Linked DNA regions of Homo sapiens: region 1 is linked to region 2. Evidence: read pairs that join two places in POLR2A ChIA-PET (ENCODE). Cell type or tissue: HepG2. All regions are shown on one strand. Links, peaks and the distances in the headings refer to the core of each region. The heading gives the core; the rest is flanking DNA.

The links. ChIA-PET counts read pairs that join two places held together with the same protein. Peaks named below come from ENCODE experiments on the same cell type or tissue, not always from the same donor. Only the 100,000 strongest peaks of a DNase experiment are listed, where the experiment ranks them.
Region 1: POLR2A ChIA-PET joins it to region 2 with 9 read pairs; 2 of 35 experiments call an interaction of 5 or more read pairs at or near these places.

What each region holds. Positions count from the first base shown.
Region 1 is chr10:75,744,024-75,748,426 of GRCh38, reverse strand. All of the region lies in intron 2 of LRMDA (leucine rich melanocyte differentiation associated), which reads right to left. Among named protein-coding and RNA genes, the nearest start is that of MIR606, 190 kb to the right of the region's middle. In HepG2, for the core only: no CTCF peak of the experiment used is centred there; a DNase peak (open chromatin) is centred at 1,896.
Region 2 is chr10:75,606,849-75,611,251 of GRCh38, reverse strand. All of the region lies in intron 2 of LRMDA (leucine rich melanocyte differentiation associated), which reads right to left. Among named protein-coding and RNA genes, the nearest start is that of MIR606, 57 kb to the right of the region's middle. In HepG2, for the core only: no CTCF peak of the experiment used is centred there; no DNase peak of the experiment used is centred there.

The DNA.
Region 1 (4,403 bases), core at 105-4,104, 140 kb before region 2:
GATGTCTAAATTTTTTTCTTAAATCACTAAACAGGCCAGGCATGGGGGTTTACACCTGTAATCCCAGCACTTTGGGAGGCCAAGGTGGGAGGATCACCTGAGGTCAGGAGTTCAAGACCAGCCTGGCCAACATGGTAAAACCCCATCTCTAGTAAAAATACAAAAATTAGCCAGGTGTGGTGGTGTGTGCCTATAATCCCAGCTGCTCGGGAGGCTGAGGCAGGAAAATCACTTGAACCTGGGAGGCAGAGGTTGCAGTAAGCTGAGATGATGCCACTGCACTCCAGCCTGGGCAACAAGAGCAGAACTCTGTCTGGAAAAAAAAAATAGCTAAACAACAATAAAAGCCTGTTACTTAAATATTTAAGTATGATGATAAATAGCAAATGATAGCTCACAAATTTGAAGATGGTCGCCTGTGCAGAAAGGATTTAGACTAGCAGAGGGTGGGTCATGGCACTACTAGTTTTTTATTTATTAGGAGCCTTAAGCAAAACAATACTATTTGACTTTCTTAATGGTATTCTTGTTTTACTTTATTAAAAAAATTGATTTAATTTTTAAAAATCAATCCTAATAGCAATCTAGTGTAGAAGAGGGGACACTCGATTGGGACTCTGAAAACCTACCATCTACACACTCAGCCTGGGAAAGCTACTTGACTTCTTGGGACTTTTCTTTCTTCTCACGTAAAATGAAGGGCTAGATTCTGAAGCTTCCTCTACATCTAATTTTAGAACCCTATGACCCTAAAATATCTGATCATTTACAGATCATTTTAAGGAAAGGATACAGCATTCCAAGATCACCCAAATGGTGAAAACTCACAATTTATCACACAAAAAGTTAGACCAAAGATAGTGGTCTCACCAACACAGTAACTTAAGTAATCCCAGTTATCTCTTTAGGGGTAGTTACTCAATTGTGTTATTTCTTCTTCCTCTCAATATGGTCCCTATCGTATTTCATAAATTATAATTTTATGTATCACATTATTTTTTGCTTGTTAACCACATGTTTTTCTCAGAGATTCTTTCCTGAGTGTTTCCAATGCAGAGGCAAAATTTATTTGAATAATACCATAATTAAATCTCTTAGCGGCTGTATTTTATTTTAGAAGACAGGAATTATATTCGACTTTTTTTATTGAACTGTCATTTTTATCTTAACTGTGGCTTAACCTCGTAATCTAATTATTTTTTCTAAACCTACTTTACAGCTAATAAAAGATACGAAAAATTAAATTACATAATAAAGCATGAAGCAAGTGTAGCTATCATGAGACTCTCAGACTGAAAAACTAGCATGAACTAATTTATACTATTGAAGAGTTGTTTTTCCCCATATTAAAAAAGATTAAATAAAAAAAGAAACCTCTTTAAATGGAATAATAAATCAGCTACTCTAATTCCCATAGATATCTTCAGAACCACGGTTAAATCATCATCACAGAATACCAACTTCTCCATCACAGTAGAAAGGAATTACCCCAATAAGATCTACCCCTAAGATCTCTGTTTAAGGAAATTTATAAAAGAACAACTCCCTCTTCCTCTTCCTCCTCCTCTCACTTCCAAAGCTTCTAGTTTTCAACTCTAATATAATAAAAATTCTTTTTTCTTCCCTCTTTTCCTTTAGGATGTGTCCTAATTGTTTCTGTCTTCCATAAGGGCCATGTCAAAATATAAGCTCCCCCCCCAAAAATAGCACTCTCTACCCACGCACTCTGAGACATCTGCACAGATAAGTATTTGAAAAATGATTTTTATGATGATGAAATAAAATGTATTCACAGTGGTAATTCTTTGGGGCCATTAGGAATTCATTAAACAATGACTTAGCTCTAGAATCATCAAACCCTCTGACAAATATTTGTAAGAGCCTCTGCAAATAGGGACACCCACGCTACAAGGCAGCAGAAGCTACAAAAGTGTACGTGTGTCTCTCTAATTTACACTCAGATTTTCCTGAGTCCTGAACTAGAAGTTCTGATCTTAGCAAAGACAGCAGATAATCCTTTCTTCATGGTAGTTTGAACGAAAACAATTTTAAGTAGTTTTACGATTTACCCCTTAAGTGCAGTGAACCAAGACCACCAAACTAGTTTGCAGGGAGAATTCAGTGAGTTGGAATTGTATTGTTTCAGTTGTTTAAACCAAACACCTCTGTCAGTCTGAAATTAAATTATTTACGTAATGACCTCTTAACTAATGTTTGTGGAGCATTTACACTATATAAAACATGGCATGGCATTAGGTATGATGGGAGATACAGAAAGTACCAAGCCTGCTCCTGCTCCCAAGAGAAGAAATGTTCATCTAGCTGGTGGTGAGATGCCAGTAGGAAAAGAAGCTGAACACAGTAACTTCACAGTGCAGAAACCTCCCAAACAAATACCTTAACCAAGTAGTTGAGGTTAACATTTCTAGTGAGAAGCCAGGCTGGTATCATGTACCCCTTGAGATAATGTGATACCTGTGTGGTACTTTTCCCAAAATCCGTAACTCAAACAAATCATGAAATAACACATCATATGAAACCCACGTTGAGGCACATTCTACAAAATACCTGGCCAGTGTTTTGACTGTCAAGGTCATCACGAAAAAACAAAGAAAAGCTGAATTGTCACAGACCGGCAGAAACGAAGGAGACATGATAACTAAAAGCAGTGTGGCATTCTGGCCCCTGGGTTCGTTGCTGGAATAGAAAAAGGACAGAAATGGAAAAACCAGTGGAATCCAAATAAAGTCTGGAGTTTTAATCAATAATATTGTTCCAATGTTTTCTTAAATTTGACAAATGGTGTCAGAGCGATAGGAAATGATAACACTAGGAGAAACTGAAATTAGGTTAGGCGAATTACAGGAATGCTCTGTACTATCTTTGCAACTTTTCTGTAAATCTAAAATTATTCCAAAATATAGTGTTTTTAAAGTTTATTTTTAAAAGAAATGGGAAGATATAGGACACAGGGCACAAAGTTGCTGTAATGTAGAATGACTAAGTCTAGAGGTCTAAAGTACAGCATGAGGACTATAGTTAATAACAAAAAATTAAAAGATGCGAATCATGTTATGTGAATTTCACCCTGATTTTTTATGTATATGATGTGAATTTTGCCCCAATTTATATTATACACACACACGGAGAGAGAGAGAGAAAGAGAGAGAGAGATGATGAATAAAAGAAGATGAGTAACATGGGGGTATTAAAAAATCTACAGTTAGATTGCATCTTACAAAACTGACAATATTTGACCTTTTTCACCTATAAAACAGCATTTTCACATGATTCGACCTAACACACCTCTGTGGGCTTGGGAGACGTCATGATAAGATGGAGCTTATGCTGGACATGACAGTAACTGACATAGCAAAGAGGACACATTCCAGGAGAAGGGAACAGTGTGAGCAGAGTTGGGGACGTGCACAGTGTGGTCAGAGATGGGAGAGAGACTTGCCTGTGCCTGTGCATGTCAGCAGGGAAGTGACAGAAAGTACGCTGGCACAGGAAGGTCTTCAGGCAGGGAGATAGTTTAGGTATTCCTAAACTAGAGGATCTGGGCTCTGAATCTGAATACATAGCAAAGAGCCTGGCCCTCTCAGTGGCCAGGAATGTCCCCTGGAAAGGACTGCAGCCTCTAAGGGACAGTGACACATCAAAGTGCCTCAATGGCCACATTTTCAGGTCCCAGGTGAACATCTAGCATAACAGAAAGACGACCGAACTACAAATTGGCAGATCTAAGTCCTGATTCTGTTTCTGCCACTAATGGGGTGAGAAACCCTAAATAAGTCCCCTCCTTCTGTCTCCATCTCAGGTTTCTACCCTAAAGAGGAGGGGAGCTGGATAAGTTGGTCTCCAAGGCCTCTTCCAGCTCTAAAACACTAACTCTGATGAGGAATGAAATATATTTTCTGGCTCCTAGAAGCAACATGTGGTTCACTCAAGTAGACAGAATGATGCAAGGTCCATGAAAGCAAAAACACTGAGAATAAAAGGACTGTGTTTTTATACACAAGAGTCTATTCTTTTATGATACATGTCTAGACCCCTCTAAATATTTAAACAACAATATCATACCAGTATGAAACCTCTCTAAATCAGGCTCTGTGGTTAAGGAGGATATATGAACAGATGTGATCTTATTAAGGCCCTAATGTAACTCAAAAACAATTTGTCATATCTGACGGGTATTGTTAAATTATGTCCACCTGCCAGAGGCAACCAGAGAAATTACCAACCGCCTTTACTCTAGTGCTACTCAAAATTCTCTAAAAAGCTCCCATAGATGTGTCCAGGGTATGTATTTTTTAAAACAGTAACCTAATTGTCACCAACACACAACAGCCAATGTTTCACAATTCCTTTTCATGTATATTTTATTATGGGGCCCAACTGTT
Region 2 (4,403 bases), core at 107-4,106:
ACAACTGAGAGTAGATCAGGGCTGCACTTGCCTCCACAAACGCCCAGCTACACAGGACCTGTCCAGATCATCACTCCTAATGCCTACCTTCTGCCTCCAAAGGACACCAAAGAGGCAGGGCTTCTCTCTAGGGGTCCTTGCCCCTCTCACCCTGTGCTCCCCCTGTCTGAGTGCCCCACCAGCTCCAGCCTCTGCAGCAGCCTTCCCTGTCCCCAACCTCATACCACCCCAAACCCTGTAAGAGTAGAGGCATGCTGTCACCCAAGTCCACCTCCCCTCAGCAGAATAGTTCATTACTCCACACACATTAAGTTTCCACCAGAACAAGGCCAACTCAGGAAAAAGAAAAATTTACGACTCCCATCATTTGGAATTTGCGGTAAAATTTAGCCTACGTTGGGCCAAAGAAAGGGTTTGCTATGAAAGCTCACAATGTAAACAAGACTTGAGGGAAAAACATTCATACAAAGAGAATAAATGATTCTTAAAGGTTTCAGTTCAACAATACATTTTAGGGAACATGTATTGCCTATTATAAAGACATTAAAGAAAATACATTGTGTCAGGACTGGGGAACCTGGGCCTGCCTCTGCCACCCGAACATGGGCCAGTCCCATAAAGTCTCTGGCCATGATCACAGTTCCCTCATCCATGGAGTTGGACAGAGACTCTCTAAGGTCCTTCTGGCCACGATGAGACTATAAAATTAATATACTGTACTTTGTATATTTACATACATGAGTGTATGTGTGGTGTGTGTGTGTATGTGGGGGTGTGGTATGTGTTTGTCTATGTGGTGTCAGGGAGTGCTGTGTGTACATGTGGGGTGTAGGGAAGTATGAGGAGGAATGGTGTGTATGTTGTATGTGGGGGTGTATGATGTGTGTGGGGTGTGTGTTTGTGGTGAGGGATGTGGGAGGTGTGGTGTGTGTCTGTGTCTACATGAGTATTAATGAGGACTACTTCTCAATAGAAAGAATTTGCCAGTTATTTCAAAATATTTTCTATACTTAAAAGTGATAAAGCTGGAACTAAATAGTGGTGACAGTTGCACCACCTTGTGAATGTACTAAATGCCACTGAATCATGGCACTTTCAAATGGTTACAATGGCAAATTTTATGTTACATGTATCCTATCACAATTTTTTAAGTGATAAAGCTGTATTTCTTTTTTAAAAAATTAAGTATGTTCACCAGTTCGGAAGCTGTAATTTACCCAGTTTGTCCAAGTTAGCAGGATTTTGCAGTCCTAGAATATACTATACACTCCACCTAGAAAAGCTTCTAGTGTAGGTCTGAGATCTTTGGGATGTGCCACACTTGGGCCAAGTCCTGGAGACTGGGCATTCTTTCCCTTATTGGGCCAATAAAGTCTAACAGCCTCTTCTTCTCACTAGGGAGACTACATCCCTGCCTACTGAAGACCTTCTGGGCAAAAAGGGTGACTGTGGATGCCTGCTCCCACAACAGGACCACACAGAGCACGCATATCGCAGCCTGGTTCCACCTGAGGCTCACATCATGCTCTGTAATTGCAAGACTCATCATAGCACACACTCAGGGCTTCTCAGCTCGCCCAGGCTAGGGCTCCTTCCAATGCACTACACCTGTCCACAATGCTTACCACCTGGCAAAGTATTTTATTCTAATTTTGCAACTTTTTAAGAAAATGAAATGCTTACATCAACTTAATCAATTTTCTTAAAAGGGGAAAGATGCTGAATTCGCCCAAGATGCCACATTTACTCCTTCTAGAAGTAGGTGCTGGAGAGCAGAGATTGACCACTAGGAAGGCCAATGGACAATGGTATGGCCACAGATATTGTTCAAATGAAGCTCATTGGTGATTATTTCTTAAACGTCACTTTCAAAAACTAGAGTTTTAAGTTCCAATTAATTGCCATTGACAAGAACCCCAGTACTTGACACTTCACTCATGAACAGCCCTACAAATTAACAGTGTGGGTGTGGGTGTCTTTACAAAGCCCATTTCCAAGCAGCGGCCTCAAAGCTTCATACCAAGCCTCCTCAGGGAGTTTTTCTTTGGAGCCTCCTGTTTCTAATACTTTGGGCTTGATTCCTTGATTCTAACCCCACCTCCCAACCTAGAGAGTGCTGGCTGCATGCTAGCACAACCCTGAATGCTAATGACCTCAAGGGCAGCTAGTGTTCAGTTAGGTGCTGTGCAAGCTCCATTGTGGCCCGTGAACAAACTAGGGAGAGCTGATGAGAAGATGTACACTCTTTGAGAGTACGTGCAGGTGACGAGAGTGAGTATAGTGAAGGGTCACTGCACCAGACAAACTGTTGGTCGTGTTGAAGTTCTCTGGAGACCAAGGCTTGGAATGTGGCCCTTGATCAAGACAGGTGACCCAGGCAGAGACAGTAACCAAAAAGGGATTCTTTGGAAGAAACAGTGAACAGAGAGGAGCTAGACCCTGGTGTGAAGTGCAAACATGATCTGACTCATCAGCCTTATCCTCACTTAAAGGGTTATGCCCCCCACTTCACAGTTGCAGGCTCACAATATACCACTGCTTCCCAAACTAACCAACTCTGGATCTGTGTATAGCAGATGCAAAATAAACTTGTGGCCTTGTATGGCTCTTGGGTTTTGTTATTGTCAATATATACAATTTATATATATTTAAGGTATACAACATGATGCTTTAATATACATGTACATTAGTGAACTGAACATTATAGTCAAACTAATTAATGTAGTCTTCTCTTCACATAGTTACCATTTTTTGTGTGTGGTGGGAACACTTAAGATCTACTCTCTTAGCAAATTCCTAGTATACAGTGGTATATTATTAACTATAGTCACATGCTGTACATTTAGGTCTCCAGAACTTATTACATCCTACATAACTGAAACTTTGTACCCTTTGACCAACAACCTTCCCATTTCCCTGGCCCCCCATCCCCTGGTAACAACCATTCTAGTCTCTGCTTCTATGTGGTTGACTATTTTAGATTCCACATATAAGTGAGATCATGCAGTAGTCTTCTAAGTCTGGTTTATGTCACCATGTTCTCCAGGTTCATCCATGTTGCAAATGGCAGGACACCCTTCTTTTTTTAAGGTGGAATAATATTGCTTTGTGTATGTGTGTGTATATATATATATATATATACACACACTACAATTTTTGATCCAGTCATCCATCAATGGACACTTAGGTTGTTTCCCTCTCTTGGTTATCTGGGTATATATCTGATGGAAATAAAATCAGTATCTCAAAGAGATATCTGCACTCCCATGCTCATGGCAGCATTATTCACAATAGCTAGGATATGGACAATGGATTTTTAACCACTCCAGGCAACCACTTCATGTTTGGATACCTAACAGAAGCAACCAGAGAGCTGGTTAAAAATAGAAAATCTTGGGCTCCAAAAAAAAAAAAAAAAAAAAAAAAACCACTGAATCAAAATCTCCAGGAGTGGGGCCTAGGAATCACAATTTTTTAAAGTTCCTTGGGTGGTTCCAGTGCAGCCAGTCATTTGGAAATCACTAAGTCACCTCACTTGCTTGCACATGAGGAATGAAGACAGTGCTGTTGTTACAAAACCAAAACAAGGCAGTGATTCTCCCTTAAAAAGAAAAAGATGCTCATCTGTAATGCTTTAGCATTTGTTTACAGATAATTAAATGTGGAGGAAAAGAAGGTTAGGACCTGAGAAAATCATGTGTTAAAAACTAAAAGTGGAAGGGCCCACTATAAATTAGAGCACTACAAAATTATCACCTGTATCAATAGAAAAATATAGTTCAATATAAGAACATCCAAAGAAATACAGTATTACATGAAATGGCTTCCCATCTGTAGTAGCTTTAACATAACAGAATTAAGACAACAAATCTGCTGAGGGGAAAATATCATGTAGGTCAATTTTATTCATTCGAATCTAACAGACTAGAAATTTGAAGAAATTTTAACAAGCATTTACTTTCCTATCGTATGTCAAGAAAGGCCTTGTTCATAAATACAAGATAGGAAAGACTTTCAGAAGATAGTTAAAACTCAAGAGGACTGTTCTGAAATGTCTTGATCACTTTGGAAGTAACCATTTCTCTAACATTTTGTAATAAAATGCCAAGTATTTTTAACTAGTCATTAAAACTGTTCCGGGAATTTCTATTGTAGACTTTGATATCTAATTCAAGTGGCTGCATAAATTTGGAAGCTACAAAATCAATTTTCCATAAAATATCATTTGGGCTTCACTAATCCAAACTGGCCTCCTTCCTAATTAGGTTGAATTCATGGGATTTTATTGTAATGCACTGCCAAATCAAATTGTTAAAACTGGGAACTTTGTGCTATTTTGGATTATCATAACATCCTTTCCCTCCATTAGCAGGGATGGCCAGAGGTTGCTAATACAATAAATG